Linked DNA regions of Homo sapiens: region 2 is linked to region 1. Evidence: chromatin contacts called from ENCODE POLR2A ChIA-PET data. All regions are on one chromosome and are shown on one strand. Each heading gives the region's core, a stretch centred on a gene start or an enhancer-like site at or near the end of the contact. The rest is flanking DNA. Distances are from core to core; before and after follow the strand shown.

The links. ChIA-PET counts read pairs that join two places held with the same protein, here RNA polymerase II (POLR2A).
Region 2: POLR2A ChIA-PET joins it to region 1 with 12 read pairs in H1. The contact joins two enhancer-like sites. POLR2A ChIA-PET finds 5 or more read pairs at or near these places in 7 of 52 experiments (AG04450, H1, MCF 10A and 4 more).

Annotation. Positions count from the first base shown.
Region 1 is chr11:12,549,557-12,556,524 of GRCh38, reverse strand. No RefSeq gene overlaps it. Among named protein-coding and RNA genes, the nearest start is that of TEAD1, 120 kb to the left of the region's middle. Within about 2 kb of position 3,669, at least 2 of the 41 ENCODE cell types and tissues checked have a DNase peak (open chromatin) inside an H3K27ac peak, as active enhancers do.
Region 2 is chr11:12,704,902-12,711,869 of GRCh38, reverse strand. The region is part of intron 2 of TEAD1 (TEA domain transcription factor 1); the gene reads right to left. Among named protein-coding and RNA genes, the nearest start is that of TEAD1, 34 kb to the right of the region's middle. Within about 2 kb of position 4,594, at least 4 of the 41 ENCODE cell types and tissues checked have a DNase peak (open chromatin) inside an H3K27ac peak, as active enhancers do.

The DNA of each region.
Region 1 (6,968 bases), core at 2,420-4,919:
TGTGTAAAATTCCTTTAAGGAAATTACTACACTCTTGCTCTGTTTTGCTTTTTGTTTATCATTCAGTCAGCACATATGGGACACCTCCTGTGTGCCAAGCACTCTGTAAAGCTCTGGGGATAGAGTAATGGGGGAGGCACAGTCTTATTGAATGTTTGACCATGCGAAGCCCCCAGGGGCCAGTGGAAAAAGTTAGTCTGACCTGGATTTGAATCCTGGTTTAGCCTCGTGCAGATTGTGTAATCTCAGGCAACTTTCCTAAACTCTTTGAGTCACAGTGCCCCATTTCTAAAAGGAAGACGGTAAAATCTACTTGATGGGATGTCTTTGAGGAGAAAATCAGAGGAAAATATGTAGTAAGCAGCCTTAGCACAGAAGCTGATATAGAGTAATTGCTCAGAAAATGAGAGCACTTATGATTTTAATTGTTTGAATTACATAGCTAGTTCAACTGTCTTTTTTTTGGACTAGATAGACTCTTACTCTTCGAAAAATTAATCATCCTGTGCATGAGAAATATGCACAAGGTACCAAATTCAAAGTATACAAAAATTAGATGATGACAAGAATATCTTCTCCCTGTCCTTACTCCTTGCCATTAGTTCTCCTCACTAGAAAGAATACAAGCAAGTTCTTGTATATTTCCAGATTTAACTGTATTTCTCAGAGATCGGTCCATAGCAACACTTAGTGCTCATTCTTTTTTTTCTTTTTTCAGCGAATTGAGGTATAATTGACAAATAATGTTGTATATATTTAAAGGGAACAATGTGATGATTTGACATACGTATATATTGTAAAATGATTACCAGAATCAAGTTAGTTAATGCATCATCATCTCACATAGTTACCATTTGTGCGTATGTGGTAAGAACACTTATGGACTACTCTACTTGCAAATTTCAAGTGTACAATACAATAGTATAAACTGTAGTCACCATGTTGTATGTTACACCTCCACAATGTATTCGTCTTATAACTGAAAGTTTGTACTCTTTGACCAACATCTCCCCATTTCCCCCACCCCCCCAGCCTTTGGCAACCATCCTTCTACTCTGTTTGTATGAGTTTGACCTTTTCAGATTTCACATATAAGTGGAATCATACAATATTTGCCTTTCTGTTTCTGGCTTATTTCACTTAACATAATGCCCTCCAGGTTAATCCACACTGTCAGGAATGGCAGAATTTTTTTCTTCTTTATGGCCGGATAATATTTCATTGTCTATATATACCACTTTTTCTTTATCCATTTGTTTCCATGTCTTGGCAATTTGAATAATGCTGCAACGAACATAGGAGTGCAGAGAGACACTGATCTAACTTCGTTCAGATATATACCCAGAAGTGGAATTGCTGGATCACATGGTAGTTCTAGTTTTAGTTTTTTGAGGAACCTCCATATTGTTTTCCATAATGGCTGTACTAATTTACATTCCCTCCCACTGTATACAAGGATTCCTCTTCCTCCACATCCTCAACAACACTTACTTCATCTTTTTGATAATAGCCATCCTAACAGGTGTGAGGTGACATCTCACTGTAGTTTTGACTTGCATGTCCCTGATGATTAGTGATACTGAGTACTTTTTCATGTACCTGTTAGCCATTTGTATGTCTCCTTTGGAAAAGTATCAATTCAAGTTCTTTGTAACACTTTTTAGAAGAGATTATTTGGGATTTCTTTGCTATTGAGTTGCATGAATATCTTGTATATTTTAGGTATTTACCCCTTATCAGATATATGACTTGAAAATATTTTTTGCTCATTCCATAGGTTGCCTTTTCATTTTGTTGTTTCCTTTGCTGTGCAGAAATTTTTTTGTTTGATGTAGTCCCACTTATTTGTTTTTGCTTTTGTTGCCTTTACTTTTGGTGTCATACGTAAAAATATCGTTACTAAGGCCAGTGTCAAGAAGCTTTTTCTCTGTTCTTTTTTATTTTTTCTAGGAGTTTTATGATTTCAGGTCTTATATTTAAGTCTTTAATCCATTTTGAGTTAATTTTTGTGCTGGTGTAAGATAAAGATTCTATTTCTTTCTCTTTTTTTGCATATCAATATCTAGCTTTCCTAACTTTATTTATGGAGGAGACTTTCCTTTCCCTATTTTGTAATCTTGGTGCCCTCATCAAATAATAGTTGACCATATATGCATGCGTTTCTAGTCTCTCTATTCTGTTCCATTAGTCTGTGTCTGCTTTTATGCCAGAACCACACTGTTTTGATTACTATAGCTTTGTTATACAGTTTAAAATCAGGAAGTATGATGCTTCTGATTTTATTCTTCTTTCTTAAGATTACTTTGGTTATTTGGGGTCTTTTGTGGTTCTATGTGAGTATTGTTTTTTTTTTTCTATTTCTGTAAACAACACCATTGGAATTTTGATAAGGACTGCTTTGAATCTATAAATCACTTTGGGTAGTTGATCATTCTTAACTGCCTCATACTTTTTAAATGATTATGTGGTAGTCCATTGACTGAATGTGTCATAATTGATTTAGCCACTTCCCTATCAATAAACATTTAAGTTTTTTCTAATCTTTCACCATGACAACAATAAAGCAAAGCCCATTCTTGTGCTTAGCTTTGACTACTTCTAGTCAAAGAATGGCAAACTAAAGAAATACAACAGGCTTCTTAAGGCAGCTCCTGGCAATGTCACTGGAATTGGGTGACTGCTTGAAGCAGAAAATGCTGATCTGATTGGATACATTCTGAATGTTTTCTCAAAAAACATCTCATTATTCTATTCCTGGAATATTGATACCACCCTCAAATGCTACTTATTTGAAAAGTGAGCCAGGCACAGTGGCTCATTCCTATGATCCCAGCACTTTGAGAGTCGAAGGCAGGAGGATCACTTGAGGTCAGGAGTTCAAGACCAGCTTGGGTACATACTGAGACCCTGTCTCTACCAAAAAAAAAAAAAAAAAAGAAAGAAAAAAAGAAAAAAATGCAGAATCTATGTAATAATAATACAGAATGGTGACATTTTAGTCCAGACAGAACTGCCATGAAACCCCTCCAGGACGTATAATACATAGACAAATCTTTCTTTCGCTGGCAGAAAAGAGTCAAGGATGCAGAGATTTCAGACAGCCACTCTAGAAGCAGCTGTTAAGAAGATTCCCACTCTAATTTGCTGCCACAGCTTGAAACAGTGAAATGTATTAAAATGTGCCACATCAGTTAACATGGGTTCAGTTAGATGGAGGTTGCCAGTTTGGAAGGAGGGCAAATGTTCCTTGGTGGCCATCTTTGCTGATGCCCAGGACTGCACAGGCTGTGTGTGGAGCTCAATCAGAGAGAACTTATACATGAGGTTCTGGCACAATCCAGGTACAAATAAGACCCAGGGATTAGCTTTCCTGGATGAATAATTATTTCTGAATCATGGGAAAGGCACACGTGGAAAGGAGGCAGGGGGATGGAAGATGGAAGTCTTTCTAAGAAGTCTCCGCTGTCAGAGGCACCAGTCCTCAAATGAGCTCCATGCAAATGAAAACCGGTCCCAACAGCATCTTGAGCCAAAGAAAATTCTTGGTTGGGGTTGAAAAAAATGCCAGATAAATAGTTTCTTCTTGCTTCTCAGCAGGGCCCAGCTATCACTGCAATCCAGATCTGGCCTCTAAGCAGTTCTGGCAGGTTTAGCTTGGACCAGCTGCTGTGATGAAATTGCAATAATTCCAGGTTTCCCTCAAATCTGGACTGAGCCAAAGGCAGTCTAGGCTTCTAGCAACCGCTGACTTCATTGCCTTCTTTCCTGTCCCTCTTCAACTTTCAAGCTTCTGGTTTTTAAATTTTAACTTAGATACGGGTGATAGAGGAAACCTGTTCAGTGCAACCCAGAAGTCTGGAAAATGTTTATTTCAGGTCAATTTAAGAAACCTATATTGAGTACTTAGTGAGTCTATTTAGGTGAGCTGCGTGGTATAACTACTGGCTAACATGGATTGTGTATCCAGTGATACGCCAGGCTTTGTTACAAGCTTCCTACACAGAAGATCTCATTTAATCAACCAACAGCCTATGAGGTAGGAATGATTATCCCTGTATACAAAAGAGATACGTTTAGTCTCTTACCTTAAAACAAACAGCTGGCAAATGGAAGTATCTGGATCTGAACCCAGTGTAGCCTGAATCTCAGGCCTCTACTTGTGCTCGCTATGACACTGGCCATAAGCAAATGAGTCCTTAATTAGAGGTGAGTAAAAGAGACTCGGACAAGAAAAACTAAAGTGAACAAAGGCAGAAAACTGAGACCCACGTGGGAGAAAGTAGAAGTAGGCAGATAAAGAGTGTGGAAAAAACAGTAGAGGCTAGATTCATGCTCATTCTGAGCCCAACCTCTGAAGACCTTGTGGGTCCTGGAAGCCTAGTGGGGAGGTTTCCCCAGAAATCACTTATTTATAAAGAACTTCCAGCCATTAACACAAAGACTGAAGTATTCTGAGAAGTTGTCCAAAACTCTTTGCTCCCAAGAGAAAGGAGAAATCTCTCTGGGTGCGTTCAACATGGAAGTTTTAATGTACTCTAAGAGGTTCAAGATTTCAGACACTAAGTCCCAGGGCACTAAGAGACTTGCAGTGTGACGCATTGAAGTTTAGGGAGGAATGTTTATTGTATTTCTTCTAATTAAAACAGGCTTTCTAGACCAGATGGGTGGCTCACTGCCCCTACTCCTGACCCCTGCCCCATTATGGGCACCCAGGAGAATGGAAGTAGATCTGTTTCTAGAGAATAAAGCATCTTTAACCCAGAAAGGGAAAAGAACTCTGGGCAGAGTACACCTCAGCAACATCCAGCAGTCTGTGTTGGTGAAGAACAGGGGTATGGGTTCATAGTGGAGCCATGGGATCCAGAACCACATGGCATGTCCAGAAGCACACTTTTGAGCAAAGCTGGCCAACAAGTGTCTTCCATTTTTGCCTGTGGCATCTGAGACCGTGTTCTTCGGCTCATCCCGAGGCAGAGGCCCAGAGATACCAGAGGCTGGTGGTAACAAAGGGCTGATATTCAAAATGGTGGAAATGATTCCAGGAATGATTCACCAATGGTTCTGACCTGAGGAAGACTTATCAAAAAAGTAAAGAGGGCTGGGTGTGGTGGCTCACGCCTGTAATCCCAGCACTTTGGGAGGCCAAGGTGGGCGGATCATGAGGTCAGGAGATCAAGACCATCCTGGCTAACACGGTGAAACCCGTCTTTACTAAAAAAATACAAAAAATTAGCCGGGTGTGGTGGCAGGCGCCTGTAGTCCCAGCTACTCGGGAGGCTGAGGCAGAAGAATGGCATGAATCTGGGAGGCAGAGCTTGTAGTGAGCCGAGATTGTGCCACTGCATTCCAGCCTGGGCCACAGAGCAAGACTCTGCATCAAAAAAAAAAAAAAAAAGTAAAGAGAGAAGCAGCATCCCACACCCTCTTCCCTGACTGTGGGTTCTCCCTGGCAGCAGATTCCATCAGGGAAGGGGAGACACTTTTGTTGTTGTTGTTGTTGAGATGGAGTCTTGCTCTGTCACCCAGGCTGGAGTGCAGTGGCACGATCTCGGCTCACTGCAAACTCTGCCTCCCGGATTCACACCATTCTCCTGCCTCAGCCTCCCAAGTAGCTGGGACTACAGGTGCCCGCCACCAAGCCCAGCTAATTTTTTTGTATTTGTAGTAGAGATGGGGTCTCACTGTGTGAGCCAGGATAGTCTCGATCTCCTGACCTCGTGATCTGCCCACCTCGGCCTCCCAAAGTGCTGGGATTACAGGTGTGAGTCACCACGCCCGGCCAACATTTTAATCTGTGAATTATTGTATTGGGAACTTAATGCGTGAGGCATTCTAATAGCCAAGAACCAGCAGAAAATGATGCAGCTGCCCAACTTTGCATCTCAGGTAGGGGAGGGGGAGCCCCCACTGAATAGAGTAAAAAGTACAATGAGAGACAGACAAATATTGGTCTTTTCACAGTAACTTTTGAGACCTACATATCCACATACTGGCTTCATGTTATATGTTTTTTATTTATACTCTGGAACATTTAGTAGGATAAGGGACATGTAGAATGTGATTCACAGGAAAGTGGTGGGCCCTGAGCAAGGACCTGAGTGTGTTTTTGGTCTGAAACTGAGTTACATGATTTGGGGCAAGTAACGGTCTAGCTTTGTCACCCAGGCTGGGGCGCAGTGGTGCAAAGACAGTTCACTTCAGTCTCAAACTTCTGGGCTCAAGTGATCCTTCCACCTCAGCTCCCCAAGTACCTGGGACTGCAGGCATGCACCACCATGCCTTGCTAATTTTTGTATCTTTTTTAGACACAGGGTTTCGCCATGTTTCCCAGGCTGGCCTTGAACTCCTGAGCTCAAGCGATCTGCCCACCTCGGCCTCCCAAATGCTGGGATTGCAGGCATGAGCCAATGCACCTCAGTTTCTTGTCTGCCAAATGGAGTGAAAATAATTATCCTGAATCTTGATATGAATGTTATATATTTCCAAAATCCCAAGCACATTATGTGTGCTAATTAAATGCTAGTTACTACAGTAATAAGGAGAAAAATGTAGACCAAAACATATAAAAATAATCAAAAAGTACCAGATTGTAAGCTCAAGGGCAGAGACTCTGTCTCATTTATCTTTGCACCCCTAGCACACTACAGATTCTTGGCATATAGTAGGCAGCCCCTTGAATGTTTTTTGCATTAAACTGAGCTGATTTGTTGAGTATCACCTATGTGTAGAAATTGTTTCAGTGCTGCTTAGTCTATCAGATAAGCATTTGAGTTATTTAATTCTTCTGAAGATTAGTTTATTTGTAAGACAGAGAAAATGCATCTACTGAGACCAGAGATAATTGGTTAGCTCCCTCAAAACAGTTTTCCCTATTTTCCTTATTGACAGACCCCAATTGTATTCAGTAATCCTATGTCTCCTGTCTCTGTCTCCGGGTAAATCTTCATTCTTTCAGATGAAGCATCCTG
Region 2 (6,968 bases), core at 3,345-5,844, 150 kb before region 1:
TCAGGACAGTGACTTTGTAAGAGGAGCAGAACCTCCTGAGGGACCCCACACTTGCTTCATTGCTACAGCTGTTAACTTGTTACCTTGCTATCTTTGCTACTTTGCCTTTATTACATCAGTCACCTTCCACGTTACCTTGCTTCTTTAGCAGTTTCCTTTTATTGATTCTCAGTAAAAAACCCCCAGAGGGTAAAGGGCCTGTTTACTAGTCTTATGGGACAAGAAAGGAGATGGGAAACTGCATCTCACTGCATTCCCAGATGTAGGGGAGGGAACATGAAAGGACTAACAATGTTGACAGCAATGAAGAGAGGACTTGGCCTTGTCTTCAGGCCTTCACCAGCCAGGGACCCCTGGGGAAAGGGTCTCTGAGGCTCCAGGGAGGTTTGCAGTATGCAAGATCTCAAACAACAGGGAGATGCTGAACTGCTAAAAGACCAGGGTTTGACCTCAGGACATCACTGGTGACTACTAAGAGAACATCTTAAAGTGGCATTAGACAAACCTGGATTTAAATGAACAAATATGAATTATGTCATTACTACCTCAATCTCTTCCAACTCCTGCTCTAGCCAGGATTTCTATGGCTTATAATCACCCAGTCCTGCACATTCTAATTTCTTCATTCCACCTCTCTTCCACGGCCTGATCACCTCTTCCCGAGCCGCTGCAGTGGCCTCCCCAGTGACTACCCTGACTCTCGTCTTTCTCTTTCAATCCAGTCTCAGAGTCAGAGGGAACTTCCTAAACCACCAGTCCAATCATATCTCTTCCCAATTTAAAGTCCAGCAGGCCAGCCAGTCACCAACAGATCAATCCAAGCTCCTAAACATGGTATTCACAGTACAGTCCTAAAAACACCATCCCCAACTTGCTGTAAACCCAAAATGGCGGGGGCCTCCCAGATATCCTATGTCTGTGCCTTTGTACCAGCTGGGCCCTCTGCCTGCAATGCCATCTCCATCTCTTCCATCCCCTTCCAGGAGACGCTAGCACTCACTCTCTCCTCCTCTACATACCATCATTCCTCCTCCTGAAGAGCTACTCTCCCTAACTCACGTGTCACAACAACCCACCTGCCATTATCCTCCTCTTCATCTTCACACCGGTCACGCTCTTCATGACATGTCTATTTCTCTCTCTTGCTGAACAGAAGCTCCATGAGAACAGGACCTTACCTGCTTGTTCACTGCTGTCCCAGTGCCTACAACAGTGTCATCCCAGTGCCTACAACAGTGTCTGGCCAGTGCTTGCTCTTGATTAAATAAATTATAATAAAGATGCTCCCTCTTTATTAAATAAATGAATTACCAGCACCACTCTATTCTCACTGTGTGTACTGTACCGCCCTCTATTTGCACTTATCACCCAGTTTAACCATCATTTACTGGTATAACTATACTCCTGACTTCACTGTGAACTCTGAATAACAGGAGCCACATCTTATTCATCCTTGTATCCCTGGCACACAGTAGATGCCCAATGATATCTGTCACATTATTTTCATAAAGAACACATATACAATTCGTGGGTTTTTTTTAATTTTGAGACAGGGTCCCACTCTGTCACCCAGGCTTTAGTGCAGTGGTGTGATCACGGCTCACTGCAGCCTTGACCTCTCAGGCTCAAGCAATTCTCCTGCCTCAGCCTCCCAAGAAGCTGAGACTACAGGTGTGAAGCATCACGCCTGGCTAATTTTATTTTTTGTAGAGACAAGGACTTGCTATGTTGCCCAGGCTGGTCTCAAACTCCTGGGCTCAAGTGACCCTCCTACCTCAGCCTTCCAAAGTGCTAGGATTACAGGTGTGAGCCATAGTGCCTGGCCTACAATTCCATTTTTTTTTTTTTAACAATTTGGTAAGACTTCATTATTTCTTTTCTCATTACTGTTTAGGTAAATAAGAAAAAGATGTTGTAGGACTTTTAAAAGGTAGAAGAGTCCCTTTTAAAAAATGAAATCAGAAAAGTTCCAGTAAGTCAAAGAACTAAAAGACGTAAAAAGGGGCCCATGCTGATCAGCTTTCTAAAAAGAAACTATCAGGGCTGGGCATGGTAACTCACAACTGCAATCCCAGCACTGTGTGAAACCAAGGCAGGAGGATTACTTGGGTTAACGACCAGGAGTTCAAGACCACCCCGGGCAACAGAGCAAGACCCTATCCCTACAAAACAAATAAAAATTAAAAAATCAGCCAGGCGCAGTGGCATGCACCTGTAGTTCTAGCTACTTGGGGGAGCTGAGGATAACTTGAGCCTATGAGTTCAAGGACACAGTGGGCTACGATCACACCATTGCACTCCAACCTGGAAGATAAAGCAAGACCCTCATCTCTAAAATAAATAAGTAGAAAAAGAAACTATCAGCTACTCAGGAAGTTGAGACAGGAGAATCATTTGAGCCCAGAAGTTCAAGTGTAACCTGAGCAACATAGCAAGACCACATCTTTAAAAAAAAATTAAAATTCAAAAAAAGAAACAAAACTATAAAAAGTAAACATCAAATTATTCTGGTTTTTTTTTTTTATTTTTTTTGAGAGAGAATCTTGCTCTATCATCCAGGCTGGAGTGCAGTGGTGCAATCTCAGCTCACTGCGACCTCCACCTCCTGGGTTCAAGCAATTCTCCCACCTCAGCCTCCCAAGTAGTTAGGACCACAGGTGCACACCATCAAGCCCAACCAATTTTTGTATTTTTAGTAGAGACAGGGTTTCACCATGTTGGTCAGGCTCATCTTAAACAACTGACCTCAAGATATCCACCCCACTTGGCCTCCCAAAGTGCTGGGATTACAGGCATGAGCTACCGCACCCAGCCCAAATTACTATGGTTTTACCTTTATAAACAGTTCAAACAATACAGAGAAGTAGGAAGTAGAAAATGAGGGTCTTTACATAATCACTATTAGCATTTGATGATCGCTATTAGCATTTGATATTCTTCCTCCCAAAATTAATGCATATAAACCTTTACATAATATGCACTCAATACACACATATATATTGAAAATAGGATCACACTATTCATGCTGATCTGTGACTTTTGTACATAATTTCTTTACCATCATTCCATAATAGTACATAGAAGTTGACTTCATCTTCTTCAGCAGCTTTATAATATTCCACTGTATGGTTTTACTGGAATTTATGTAACTTTTCCTTTTTTAATAAAGCCCCAGGTGATGGCAACACTAAACATTATGGTGCGGAGGAACACCCTTTTGTGTATACTTGTACAATGCTTTCCTTAGGATAAATTCTGTGAAGTGAAAATGTCCAGTCACAGAGTATGCACATTTGACACTTTAATCCCCACTGCCAAAATGCCCTCCAGAAAAGCTATACAGTTTAGACTCCTGCCAATCACATATGAAATTTGCCCCCGAGCCCCATCCCAATTAAGGCTGTTTTTGATCAATGGAGTTAATTCCTGCAGCAGGATAAAGTCTCTGACCCAGAAAACTTTCCTTGGCACTAATCCATACTCACCTCACCGACTGTGTCTCTTCACGAGTGACAGGCATTGTTACATTCTTGCCCACAGTTTGAAAGCCTTACCAGGCACTGCACTGCAGGCATACACAATTGCACAGACCTCAAGCAAAGATGGCTATTCCACAAAGAGGTCCTTAGCCCTAGCACCTGGATATCAAGCAAGGCACTCACAGGCAGCATCTCCCAGCAGTATATAGAGAGAAGCTACAGGCTCAACAAGACCCAATTCTTCCACCGAGACACCTGTGAGTGAGCAGCTGCTGGAATTGAGATTTATATCCCCACTCATCATTCTTGTCCTGTAAGGGACTTTGGGAACTGCCAAAGCAGAACCAGCACCAACAGCACAGATCTCAACAACAGAAAAGAAAGTTCTATGAAATAAAAACCACTGCCACCAGTCAATGTAGCATGAGATTTCATGCTGCAGTCTCTGCAGAGAAAAAATTGTTATTCATTCATATACTTTAGTCCGAATACTAATCAGCACTTCAAGCATCACAACTTTTCATTTAATTTTTAGTATTTCTAACAATCTTCCTGTTTCCTTAAACAGAGTTGACTAGACACAAGTATGATGCTTTGTAAACATCACAATCATACTGTGCCCAGTGTCCTACTGTGCCAGACAATAGTACTGACCTTCCAAAAAAAGAAAGGCAATTAGGGCTAAAGAGCCCAGTTCAATATACCTTTTAAATGTGCCAACTATAGTGTTTATCTTTTCCTGTGTTATCAGCTATCACCCTCTCTCTCTCTAGCAGACACCCTCTTCCCTACTTTCTAGCAGTTTATGCTACAAGAAGCAGAAATTAAAAGGTTAGAATTGCAAAGGCATGAAGAATAAATAGGCAGAGCCTTGAGAGAATCACCTAGGAATGATGTCACTAAGTTTCAGAAGGTGGCCTGAGAGTGAGGTAGTTAAGCTCTGGTGCACAGACTTTGTGAAAACTAATTCAAGTGCCACCATTAAACGTGAATATGTGCCTTAAAATGGCTTGCAGATAGCTCTATCATGTCCTTGGGTGGGGAGATCTTGTTTTTGACACATAGAGGCAGGCAGCTGGCTGAATGCCAAAGCAAACAGCATGAGGAGGAGTGGAAGGGTGATCCCAGGTCTCGGGTCTAGTGTTTTTAAAAGAAGACATCAACTGCGTTCCTCTATAGAAAGTGAGATAAACACCAGCCGCACAAGTATAGCACCACAAGTAAACAAGTCTTCTGCTGGCATCATGCTTCTGAAAAAAAAAAAAAAAAAAAAAAAGTCCCACAAGTGCTATTTCTTTCCCTTAAGCCTTCCGAAAAATCTCCAACTGGCCATCAATTTGGAGAGAGTTTTACAAACTGGAACTCTTCTCCTAGGCACAGCAACTGAGACATACGAGGGTAAAACAGCATGGTGAAAAGAGTGCTAGTCAAGGTCAGGAGATGCCCTTGGGCCTATCACATGCCCTTTCTCAGCTTGGTTTTCTCTTCAGTGTAAAATGGGGATAACACCTGCTCTTGCCTGGAAGAAGAGGCCCATTATGGAGATGGTGAGAGGATATGACTATCACCCCCACTGCCCAAGCTGACTCTCCCACTCAAGCTTGGAACGCTCATGAACCGTAGAAGGACATGTGCATCAGGGCTAGCCCATCTGGCCCGGCCACACCAGAGGATCTTGAAAGTCCTAGAAGGAGCCAGGTAAGAAAAGAGCTCAGTGACAAGTTTCCAATTCAACCACAGCAGGTTGCACCTGGGAGCTCCACTGTTAGCTAGAAATATCAAGGGCAATGTCTTTAAACAACTTTAGCAGCAGAAATCACCCTCTGTCAGAGGAAACCTTATATATAACCACAATATACAAAACAGATAATTTATCTGAATTATGTAAATTACAGTATGTTCTCAAGAACATAGTTTAAATCACAAACGAAGTATGTTTCTCTTTCATTCTGCATACACAATATTCAAAAAATTCTGATTCACAGATAAGTAGTTGCAAATGGTACCTATTTAACCTTTCACTTGCAGCTTCAGGAATCCATTGAATTAAACTAACCCAGAAACCTGAAGAAGTGCAACAGGAAACTTCTCTTTTAATGTAGAATATTTCTTATCAGGAAATACTTGACTTGAAGGGAATGGAAGAGGGGTTTCTTCAACCAGTTCAAAAACACTGTTAAAATGTATCTTATAATTCAATGTTCAGTGAGGTCAGCTCTAAAAATCCCCAGATACTTGGTGCCAGGCTCTGGAACATATTTACGCAATATTTCAAACGAGTCAAATTTATTTTGTTTTGCATATCAAGTTCAAACTAAGTTTCAATTTCATCATTGATACTCTAACAGCCCTTGTAAGCATGGTAAGAAAACAGCCTGTATTGCTTAATGGAACTCCCTCTATTTATACTTTAAAATTGAGCAAGACACACAAACGAGGGTAATCACACTATATTTGAAAGGTTTAGAACAATGGAGTTTCTTTGTCAGACAATTAAGAACCCAACAGTAATTTATCACCTCATTTGAAATATTTGTAGTTCAACTTTTCCTTGAGTGGTCAGCAAAATGTGATGTGAACTAAGAATTATTATCCACATTACAAATAACTCATAAAAGTAAAAAGACAACATGGTAATATAATGTACACTTTGAATATTACATGTATAGCACCGAACTAAAAGGCCATCTACAATAAAGCAAAGTTTGTATATGCAACACACAACTTTTATTAATAGCTTGTACACAAACCATCATTCCTGCAATCTTACCTGCCATTGTGTTCACAATGTAAGATAAAATTTTCTTCACTTATCTATGTGTCAAGTGTTGGAAGGAATTGGTTTTACTCATGTTTGCCTGGCATAAACTCACACAAATGCAAGCAGAATGGTGACAGGTGCCACACCCACACTCCTATCAAGGTGGATGGTAAGAGCAAATGGGATCCAGATTTGGGACTTTCATTCTCCGGGTGAAGCATCCCAGGCCCCTTTCTGCACTGCATCACTCTACAATGACACCGACTATTTTCACGCAGGTTTTGAGGTGAGAACTTGCATGCTACAAGTGTATTTTCCTTTAGGCTGAAACTTGGTGGCAAAATTCTAGGATTCTGAAGAACAAGATAAAAGCTTGTGGTCTGGAAAAATGGGAGATGGTACCAAAGACCTGTTGGTTCCCTAAAACAGAAATCACAAGAAAGAGGATATGCGAATTCCCTGAGTGCTTCTGTCAGCTTAGCTCCTGCCTCATCCCTCCTTCCAGCCAAGCAACAAGTTCAGCTTTAAGAGTAGTATGGCTGTCAAGCCCATTCCATTCTTCTTTCCTTCCCAGAGGATGGAGTCTCTTTCCATTCAATCATCCACTCACTCATTCATTAATCCAGTCATTCCAGAGATAGCCATTGAATGTCTACTTTGCAAAGCACAGAGTTGGGCATACACACGGTGTATGTTTTCATTAGCATAAATTTCACTGTATTTTATTT